Regions from separate parts of the Homo sapiens genome. Here region 1 is linked to region 2. A link is a loop called in an ENCODE intact Hi-C map of the cell type or tissue named here. Cell type or tissue: heart right ventricle. All regions are shown on one strand. Each heading gives the region's core, and the rest is flanking DNA. Links, peaks and the distances in the headings are about the cores only.

Region 1 (5,850 bases), core at 803-4,802, 72 kb before region 2:
GTTCCATCAGCTGATGAATGGAAAAAGAAAACAGTACATATACAAAATGGAGTACTATTCAGCCATAAATAAGAATGAGATCCTGTCATTTGCAACAACAGTGATGGAACCGGAGATCGTTTTGTTAAGTGGCATAAGCCAGGCACAGAAAGACAAACTTTGCATGTTCTTATTTGTGGGAGGTAGAAATTAAAACAGTTAAACTCGTGGAGATGGAGATTAGAATGATGGTTATCAGAGGCTGGGAAAAGTAGTGGAGTGAGTTGGGGGAGGAGGAGATGGTTAATGGATACAAAAAATATTGGCAAAGGGTGAGTAAGACCTAGTATTTGCTAGCACAATAGGATGACTACAGTAAAAAGTAGTTTAATTACACATTTTCAAATAACTAAAATAATTGGATTGTTTGTAACACAAAGGATAAATGCTTGAGGTGATGGATACCTCATTTACCTTGATATGATTATTATGCATTGTATGCTTGTATGAAAATATCTCATATACTCCATAAATATATATACATACTCTATCCACAAAAATTAAAAATAAAAAAATAGTAACAAAGTTTTTCTAAATTTAATAGTGTTTTAGAAATTAAAAGAGACCCAAGAATAAAAGGAAAGGTGAACTAAGAGAGATATAGGTTAAAAAGAAATATAAGAGAAATAAGCTATGTAAGAGATACAGGCCGGGCGCGGTGGCTCATACCTGTAATCCAACACTTTGGGAGGCTGAGGTGGGTGGATCACCTGAGGTCAGGAGTTCGAGACCAGCCTAGCCAACATGGTGAAACCCTGTCTCTACTAAAAGTAGAAGAATTAGCCAGGCATGGTGGTGGGCGCCTGTAATCCCAGCTATTTGGGAGGCTCAGGCAGGAGAATCACTTGAACCTGGGAAGCAGAGGTTACAGTGAGCCGAGATCACGCCACTGCACTCCAGCCTGGGCAACAAGAGTGAAACTCTGTCTCGAAAAAAAAAAAGAGATACATATAGAAGAAATAAGGGAAATAGGCCGGGTGTGGTGGATCATGCCTGTAATCCCAGCACTTTGGGAGGCCGAGGCGGGCGCATCACGAGGTCAGGAGATCGAGACCATCCTGGCTAACATGGTGAAACCCCATCTCTACTAAAAATACAAAAAATTAGCTGGGGGTGGTGGCGGGCGTCTGTAGTCCCAGATACTTGGGAGGCTGAGGCAGGAGAATCGCTTGAACCCGGGAGGCGGTGTCAGTGAGCCCAGATTGCACCCCTGTACTCCAGCCTCGGTTGACAGAGTGAGACTCCATCTCAAAAAAAAAAAAAAAAAAAAAAGTGAAATATAGGCCAAAAGCAGAACCAACAGTAGGGAAGAGCAGACGGTGGTTTACAGGGCCACGACCACCGATGGCTCTGGAAGTGCAGGTAGTGCAGGCAGCACCCTGAGACTGGAAGGGCAGGTGGAGGGAAAGGGGAAAGGTGAGTGATGGAGTGGAGCCCGCCTATTGGAGAGCTTCAAGGGCACCACTTGCCACTGTCTGGCAGGGCAAGTGACAGTGTAAACAGGGCAGTCAGGGGTTCACGTGGCTTTGCCTTTTGCTGCTGGCACCTGTTCAGGTGGGCTCTTCGGAGTTGATGAGGTGGTGATTGAGCAGCTAGGATGCAGTGTGGCAGGCTTGTCCTGTCACATACCAGAGAAGATGGTGGCGGGAGGTGGCGCTTGCAGAACTCTTAGGAGCACTGAGGAAGAAGGTGGAGGAACACCCAGCCTTCTGGCTTGAGTGCCTCCTGTGTGTCGTAGAAGGATCTAGATCCTGTGGGGGCACATGGAACAACAGGAAAAACTTGCAAGACCTGTGGGACCAGTACATGGTCATCTGGTATCACATGTGAAGCTGGGGCTGCGCATGGGCCATACTTCTCATCTTCTGGAGTAGAGTTAGACAAGGAAACCCAACTCAGGATCGCGTTAGTACTCTTGTCTGCTCTAATCGCGGGTTGAGCTGATGTCTTCATCCTTTGTTGGTTGCTGTTAAGGAATGAGGATGCGTTTATGGTGGAAAGAGTGTGGGGCTGAGAATCTGGAGGCCAGGGTCAAGTTCTGACTCTGCATTTATTATCTGTGTGACTTGCTGCAAGTGTAACCTGTCTGAGTGTCTGCGTCCTTATTTGTAATTTGGAGGCTATAATAGTGATGTCTGCCTCACAGAAGCCCTAGGTTGTCGTGGGGATCAGTGTGGGTATGTGAGAGTGTTTCATAAATTGCAAAGCTCTGCCGTAGCTGATTATACCTCTGGACTTCTAAGTGCTTTGAGGAAAGTGTACCTGGTTATTCCTTATACTTCTCACAGTGCCTCCAGAGTGTCAGTGATACTCAAGAAATGCTAGTTGAGTGTGAGTTTACTGCAGCACAGAGCAGTTTCCGGGTTCCATTTTCCAGTGGCCAGACCCTCTCCTTGTTCACACTGTTGGATGAGGGAGGTAGAGCTGGAGCATCGGACTGGCCTATGGAACAGATGCAGTGGCCACCAGGAGGTGGCGATGCCTGGAGCAGTGTTAGCCATGCAATGTGATGAGGATCACACACTCTCACGTGGTTTCCAGTCGCTGGGCACAGAGCTACCTTCAGGGGGGCCCAGCTTCATGTTCAAAAGCAGGAAGCAGACTAGGGGCTGTTTCCATTTCCTGTCCTCCCACTTCTCTTCCACTGCACAGCCCGTACATGCATGCCTGCATGCCACCCCTCACACAGTGTCCCCATCTCCTTAGTGCGGCCTCAATTCTGACTCCTGGTTGTTTCTCGTTTCCTTAACTCTCCGTTGCTACCCCTAGCCCCATCCCCTGCTTGTGGACCCTGGAGAGGCACTGTCTGCCTCTGCCTCTGTGGGCCCAGGTGCTTGTTGGGTGTTGAGCTTGCAGTGAGAACTGGTTTGCTGAGCCTTGGTTTTTTTTGCACCTGCTGCAGGTCATCTTCCACGATGTTGCTGTGCTGACGGATAAGCTCTTCCCCATCGTGGAGGCCATGCAGAAGCACTTCAGTGCTGGCTTGGGAACCTACTACAGTGACTCCATCTTCTTCCTCTCGGTCGCCATGCATCAGATCATGCCCAAAGGTAACCTGGGCTTCCAGGAGCAATAGCCCCTGGGTGTCTGACTTTTGCATCCATTTCCCTGGTTCCAACACTGCCCAGGCCCTGTATCAGGGAGAATAGCTCCACTGAACATGAAAGAGTGGACGAGGGAGCCAGACCAAGCCCTTTGTACCACCGAGCTTCCTACACCAAGAATCAAGGGCAGGGCCTTGGTTGCATAGCTCCCGGGGTCCATTTATGAGGACACAGGGGGTCTCTGGGCTCTGGTCTGGACTCTGCCCCTTGCACTCGCCCCCTTCTTTCCCCACTGCTCAACCCCCATACTTTGTTTGCTCATCTGAAAAATGGTGGGTTGGATTAGATGATCCTCCATCCAAATTTATGCTCTTGTTCTTTCTAGTTTGAATCTGTATTTATCTGATTTTAAAATAGCAAATCTAGATGTGAGAGGTGCAAATTACGACCATGTAGAACTTCTGAAGAAACTCTGATGCGCAATTAGAAGGATTTTCTGGGCGTCTGTCTCCAGGAAAGAGAGATGCATCATCCAGTGTGTGATAGGTCCAGCTTATGTGGAATTTCTGGCAGGTCTGGTCATGCTTGGACTGGAAGCCTTGGAGGGTCTAACTCCTAGAGTGTGTCTGGTTTCTAGGATCTCCCTACAGTGATCCTTAATGGGTTCTGGAGCCCTGGATATTGACCAGTGTATTAATCTGTTCTCACGCTGTTCATAAAGACATACCTGAGACTGGGTGATTTATAAAGGAAAGAGGTTTAATAGACAGTTCAGCATGGCTGGGGAGGCCTCAGGAAACTTACAGTCATGGAAGGGGAAGCAAATACGTCCTTCTTCACATGCCGACACCAAGGAGAAGTGCCAAGGAAAAGGGGGAAAAGCCCCTTATAAAACCGTTGGATCTCAGAGAACTCACTCACTAGCATGAGAACAGCATGAGGATAACTGCCCCCCATGATTAAATTACCCCCCACCAGGTCCCCCCCACCACATGTGGGGATTATGGGAACTACAATTCAAGATGAGATTTGGGTGGGGACACAGCCAAACCATATCAACCAGTTTCTGGCCATGGTGAACCATGTCCTGAGCCTCTTAATGGTGAGAAGGGGTGTTTGGGGCCTTAGGGTAGCAGTTATCTGAACTGTGGCTGGATGAGTTTTCCAGCAGTTTCCAGACCAGGCAGGTCCTGGTAGCCCAGGGGACAGTGGGCCATATGGTGGAGGCCTGCTCCTCCAGCCCAGCAGACCAGAAGTGAAAAAGAAGGTGCTTGGTGAACCAGAGACTCAGGAGTTGAGAGTTGAAGCTCGGTTCCTGTTGGGAGGTTGTCCTGCCACAGGGAAAAGCAAGCCCATCCATTCTGGCTGGGACTTTGCAGGCAAGTTCCAGCACTCTGGAGGCCTCTGAGTGTCCTCTTTGTTGTGAGGCAAGGGCTCAGGGGGCTCCACTGGGCAGGAGTCTGAAGAAGAGAGGAGACGAGCTCACCGACAGGGCCTAGGGTGAAGATCTAGCATTGGTGAGCCTTTGCAGTGACCCAGGTGCAGCTCTGTCAGCTCACCAACCCTTCTACCCATCCTGTGGGGTTACAGGTGAAGCTGAGGAGTTGCAAGACCTGCCCAGGGTTATACAGCCTTTTAAGTGGCAGAGCCAGGGTTGGAAGCTGCTTCTCCAAATAGTTACTTCTACCCCATCAGGTGCCCCATACATGACCTCTCTGGACAGCCCAGTACAGGAGCTGTGGGTGGCTCAGACTTGAGAAGGACGTGGTTCTGTTCTAGATTCTAGAGGGCAGACAGATGGAGGTGTTGCTCACAGCTCCGCCATTAGCCACGTATGTGCCTAGGGCTGAGCCACTTTGTCTCTCTTGGCCTCACCAGTTTCCCCACCTGTGAAATGAGGGGCTGCGGCAGTGAGCTGTTTCAACTTGCATTCTGAAGAGCCCAGGGCTTGCAGGAATCCCCGCTAGGGGTTTCTGTAGTTCTAGGGAGCCAGGGGGAGGCACGCCTGCCCTCCCTTCACCTCCCTCCCTCCTGCCTCTTTCCCTCTGTCAGCTGTCAGGTTCCTGCCCATTGCGTGCTCAACTCTGGGCTGGGTTATGCTGTGGAGTACCCAGCAGGAGGTGAAATACAGCTCCTCGTGGTTTGTCAGGGAAGAGAAAATTCTTCTGCCTCCAGCTATAGGACAGCCAGGCAATGAATTGTGCAGGGACCGATGACAAGAGTTAGGGAGCTCCTAAGCTCTGGGAGAGGGTGAGAATTATGCCAGGAAGGTGCTCTGGCCCTCTCTGACTTAGCCCTGTCCAAGAGCCTGGCATAGCTCAGGGGGGCAGTGATGTCTGCAGAGAAAAGGCTCTGGCTAGAGCTTTGCAGTCGATGCAGTAAATGGACGCATCATTGGTGTCCCTCCAGGTGTGGGCCCCACCCTCTGAGGGGCATGCATCAGGAGGTGGGGAAGGAGTTATTTTAGATGTGCCTCCAGCCGACCCAAACACACAGTCTTTTCAGGGGTTCTTCAGGGGAGTGATAATGTGCTTCCAGCAATTCTTTTTTATTTTTAGGCGGAGTTTTGCTCTTGTTGCCCAGGTTGGAGTGCAGTGGTTTAGCAATCTCGGCTCACTGCAACCTCTGCCTCCTGGGTTCAAGCGAGTCTCCTGCCTCAGCCTCTCGAGTAGCTGGGATTACAGGCATGTGCCACCACGCCTGGCTAGTTTTGTATTTTTAGTAGAGACGGAGTTTCTCCATGTTGGTCAGGCTGGTCTCAAACTCC
Region 2 (4,807 bases), core at 1-4,000:
ACATTGAAGAATCTGGGCTCATCCTGTCTTTTAGGCAGTGGATTAAAAACACTGTGGTATCTGAGATCATTCAGCCGTTTCGCTCTGGTCAGCATCTTCACTTGACACACATCTGGGTTTGCAGAACGCACTGATAAAGGCCTGAGACCATAATGTTTTTTACTTCTCTCTTGTGTGGGTTATTTATCACCTGTGCTCCAAAGAGGAAACACCTGGATGCTTTGAGGGTTTTTTTTTTTTTTTTTTTTTTTTGAGATGGCGCCTTGCTCTGTTGCCCAGGCTGGAGTGCAGTGGCGCGATCTCAGCTCACTGCAACCTCTGCCTCCTGGGTTCAAGCAATTCTCCTGCCTCAGCCTACTGACTAGCTGGAATTACAGGCACCTGCCACCACGCCCAGCTAATTTTTGTATTTTTAGTAGAGACAGGGTTTCACAATGTTGGTCAGGCTGGTCTCAAACTCCTGACCTCGTGATCTACCCGCCTCGGCCTCCCAAAATGCTGGGATTACAGATGTGAGCCACTGTGCCCGGCCCGCTTTGAGTTTTATGTAGGGAAGCAGGGTGTCCACATAAGGTATCATCCAAATGAGATACTTTTGAGAGTGAAATGGTGCACGGTTAACAGTTACATCAGGACAGCAGGCCGACACTGGAGCGTGTGGTCGCCTAGTTTTAAGCAAAATGGATGTCTGCAGTTGGAAGAAAAGACACGGGTAGTCGTTTGTGAAGACTAATAGTGTGGAGGGGTTGCTGGTAGATGAAAGGCCTTTTGTTCCAGCGGTAACTGTGCATCATTCACTGACAACAGTAAGAGTCCAGTGCCCTTTTCTCTGCCCTCCACTTCATTTTCTGTCCGTGGCCGAGCCTCCCAGGAGGTGTACCTGTGTCTCATTGTCCTTTTCTCTTTCCCGCAGAGATCCTGCAGATCATTCAGCTGGACCTAGACCTGAAGTTTAAGACCAACATCCGGGAGTTGTTTGAGGAATTTGACAGTTTCCTGCCAGGCGCCATCATCGGCATAGCCCGGGAGATGCAGCCAGTTTACAGGTGCGTCATGACTGCAGGGGGGCCGCCTCCACGACCCCTCCCCACCCTTCACCCTCTCTCTTCTGCCAGCCGTGACAGATTGGGATTTAGTGGCGTCCGATCCTTCTGCACTTAGTATCTTGGGAACACATTGGTACTTATTGCTTACAGTTGATTGTATGGGCAGGTGGGTCTATCCCAAGCCGTAGGTGCTACCTCATTATTTTGTTGGAGTTTGTGGCCTTTTTCTTCTGAAAAGCCCAGTTGTTCTGGTTGTTGGATCTGGTTAAGCTCAGAATTTTAAAATCTTGGGCTTTGCCTTACGGAGGAAGATTTAACTTCCCTTCTACTGACCAGCTGGGCTTTCTTGGCCTGTGAGTCACCAGTGACCCCCATTCTCTATTAGCAGAGTGGGTGGATTGGTGGTCTTGTAGGGAGGGAAGACGTCAGAACACAGACTGGCATCAGTAGTCAGCACGAAGAAGCGCATTCCGCATGATGCTGCATTTGATTGTCAAGCCTGTGTCATGGAGAAACTCCAGGACTGAGAACCATTCTGGAATATTCACTGTAGCGTTATTTGTAGTAGCCAAAACTGAAAACGACTCAAATTTGCTACTTAGCAGAATGGATAAATAAAACGCATTCATTCAGTTGAGTGCTATACAGCAACAGCAAAAAAGGGAACGGCTCCATGCGACGAGAGCGAAACCAAACTGGAACCTTTAGGGATGCACATGTGCAGGTGCGGAGAATGGGAAAGGAGAAGGGGGGTGATGCTTCCCAAAGCCGGCGTGGCAGGCGGTGGGGGGCGTGGGGGTGGGTTGGCTCTGGAGAGCTGCAAGGTCTCAGTTCCCCACTTAGCTTAGCTTCATGTTTGCATGCACTTTTTTGTGTGTTCTTGTTCTACATCTTGTAATTAAAAAAAAAAAAAAGGAAAGGAACAGCTGAAGCGGGTTTTGATTACAATAAACCAGGCCTGTGGCCCTGGGCCTGGAGAGTTTCATGTTGCTGGCTGTTTCTCCAGCGGGTAGAGCGATAGCACACCCAGAGCAGAGCTGCCGAGTTTGTTCGGAAAGGGCTGGGATTTTGCTGTCCCGCAGGCATGCCCCGCTCTTTGTTCTCAGTGCACACCGTGATGCTGGCTCCCTGCCGACCTTCCTGGAGGGAGGCCCAGTCGTTGGAGAGCTGCAGAGTACAGGCAACTAGTGAGTCAAGAGCCTGTGTTTCCCCTCAGAAAGAGGGGGTGAAGAGGCAGCTTCAGCTCGGTTGTGGCTATTTGCATGACCCAGATCACATAACAGGAAATTCCTGCAAGGCCCCTAAATGAGCTGATAACTCCTTGGGCCGTGTGGACTTTTCTCCCTTATATAATCCTCTCACGTGTGGCCCCAGAGTCACTGGGTAGGCCTCTTCCTCTGAGGTCAGGGGTTGGCGACTTGAGAGGGTTTGGGCAGACACCTGCCATCTTAACTGTAGAAGACTCCCCACCTTCTTCCCTCCCCTTCATACCAGGAAGATCTGCTGGGGTCCTTGGTCCAACAGAGGGAGGTGATAGTGGTCGCAGCAGTGAATCCATATGGGTCCGTAGCACCCTCACTTCCTGCCTCTTCAGAAGAAAGAATTTGAGGGGCCTCAGGCAGAGTGAGAGACCAAGGCAAGTTTTAGAGCAGGAGAGAAAGTTTATTAAAAAGCTTTAGACCGGAATGAAAGGAAATAAAGTACACTTGGGAGAGGGCCAGTGGGTGACTTGGAGATCAAACGTGCTGTGTGACTTTTGACTTGGGGTTTTGTACATTGGCGTGGTTCTGGGGTTTGCGTTACTCCTCCCCCGGTTCTTCCCTGAGGGTGGCCTGCAAGCCCTTGGGAGGGAGCGCAGTGTGTTTACCGAGGTTGTGCACGCGCTCCCTGGAGAACTCAAATGAAGTAACAGTGGAAGTTTCTGTTGCGAGAGAGACCCTCATTAAAGAGCATTTCCCCTCCCTCCCTCTCTCCCTCCCTTAATCTTCATTCCTCTTTGTGTTTTCTTTACCAGATGGTTTGTTTCTGTGATTTATTTCCTGGTTTCTTCCCTTACCAGTCCAGCCTTCCTAGAGGAGGGTTTTGCCTCCTAGTGCACATGCCTCCTAGTGCCACCGTTTTGCCTCCTAGTGCACATGCTTGAGCCCACGTGCCCAACTCCTGAAATCTTACCAGGAAGCTGCTGGTCGTCAGTTCCAGGTTCTTTCTATCTACTGGGACCCTCCCTTTCCCTGGCGCTGGCTGCATCCAATTATCATTTTAGAGAGACGGTTGACAACTGCCTGACCATCAGCTGATGGTCGCCTGACATTCCTGGTGGTGGTGGAGCCCTCTCCTGCCCTGCTCATGTCTGACTAGCTACCTACTGTAACAATACAGGGAGCCTCAGAGTCCCAAGCCCTAGATACTAGTCCCAGCTCTGCCACCTTGGGGCCTTTGTTCCCCCACCTGAGAAGGAGAAGAGCTGAGCTCTAAGTCCCCGCTCCCCGGCTCTGGCATTGGGGGTTACAGCCCTTCGGACCCTCATTGTCCTCCCTCCGTCTGGAAGTTGCCTGTCTGCTGGTGAGCTCTTCAGGGATCGGGGAGAACTGACGTCATGGGGTGTTTAAACTGGGCTAAGTATTAAATGCAGTTACAGCGCCAATGCCTTCAAGGCCTGCTTTGGAATCTTCTCATGTGATATAAATGGAAACTTGGAAACCCATCGTGCTTAGACAGGATTGGCCAGAATTTGTATTTTCTGTAGATCTAGGATTTTATAAACAGTGCAACTTAAAATCAGTTTAATTATCTGGACTTCCTGAAAGAAAGCTCTGAAAGATTTTAGATTCGAAATGAAACTGAGTTTTTCTAACCCTGAGCATCTTTAATTTTCATTATGTACTATGATAACCATGAGACCTCCGCTGCAGCAGAGTCTGAAGAATGGCGTTTGCAGGGCCTGGGCACTCAAAAATCAACAGAGACTTATACTCCTTTTCATGCTCCCTCCCTCCACCCCTCAGCTGAAATGTTTCCAGAGACCTTTAATAATGGAGTCTGCAGATGACAGCCCTGCACTGCCTGCCGCGTGCCCCGCTGGCTCTGGGGAATTGCCTTGTAACGTTTGCAGTCTCATGCTGGGGCTGGGAATGGCTTGGTACTGGCTGGCCGACAAGGAATTGAGCATGTTTTTTGCCTTCTTTCACAAGAAGACTGGGGACCTCTGGGGACCTGGGAGATCCGGCATTAATTATCTGCTGCTTTGGAGTGTTCACCTGGCTGGCAGTGGGGCTAGGGTGGGGAGGCTGAGAGAAGGAAGAGGATGGGAATGGAAGGGGAGAGAGGAAGCAGGGACAGCGCAGCCCGCCTTTCTCTTGAGCAGGCGGTCTCGGCCCTTGGGCTTGGCCATTGCTGCGGCCGTCAGACTGCTTCCCACAGAGGTCCCCTCTTGCCCCTGCCTGGGACTTCCATGGAACTGGCAGTGGGCTCTGACCACCAAGGGGTCTCCCCAGAGAGGGGAGTGAGGTGGACAAGTGTTTTATTTTAAGAAGAACATGCTAGCATCTATATGAAAGGAAAATTTAAACACAAAACAGCACAAAACCAAATCTTGACTAGGTAAGCAGACACATTTTAATCTGGAAACTTGCTGAGCAGGAATAGATTTGGATCTCCCCAGCTGTGTCATTTTTATAGTCACTTGTCCCATAGTTACTTTACCTCAAAAGGGCACATTTTAAGTCATTTTTATGGCAGTCTCCTCTGTATTGTGTGCCATG

Evidence for each region. Hi-C counts contacts between places; a loop is a spot of excess contacts. Peaks named below come from ENCODE experiments on the same cell type or tissue, not always from the same donor. Only the 100,000 strongest peaks of a DNase experiment are listed, where the experiment ranks them.
Region 1: it touches region 2 in a loop (2.4-fold over the local background); 10 of 110 quality-filtered maps call a loop at or near these places.

The regions. Positions count from the first base shown.
Region 1 is chr3:195,223,948-195,229,797 of GRCh38, reverse strand. It overlaps XXYLT1 (xyloside xylosyltransferase 1), which reads left to right. Exons shown (of 4, transcript NM_152531.5): 2 at 2,942-3,089. Among named protein-coding and RNA genes, the nearest start is that of XXYLT1, 44 kb to the left of the region's middle. RefSeq lists an enhancer at 2,828-3,422. In heart right ventricle, for the core only: a CTCF peak has its summit at 2,522 (motif pointing right); a DNase peak (open chromatin) is centred at 2,627.
Region 2 is chr3:195,152,688-195,157,494 of GRCh38, reverse strand. It overlaps XXYLT1 (xyloside xylosyltransferase 1), which reads left to right. Exons shown (of 4, transcript NM_152531.5): 3 at 914-1,046. XXYLT1-AS2 (XXYLT1 antisense RNA 2) reads right to left here. Exons shown (of 2, transcript NR_102711.1): 2 at 4,639-4,807. Among named protein-coding and RNA genes, the nearest start is that of XXYLT1-AS2, 7.2 kb to the right of the region's middle. RefSeq lists enhancers at 2,074-2,213, 3,651-4,291, 4,292-4,807. In heart right ventricle, for the core only: no CTCF peak of the experiment used is centred there; a DNase peak (open chromatin) is centred at 2,174; H3K27ac peaks cover 3,745 bases.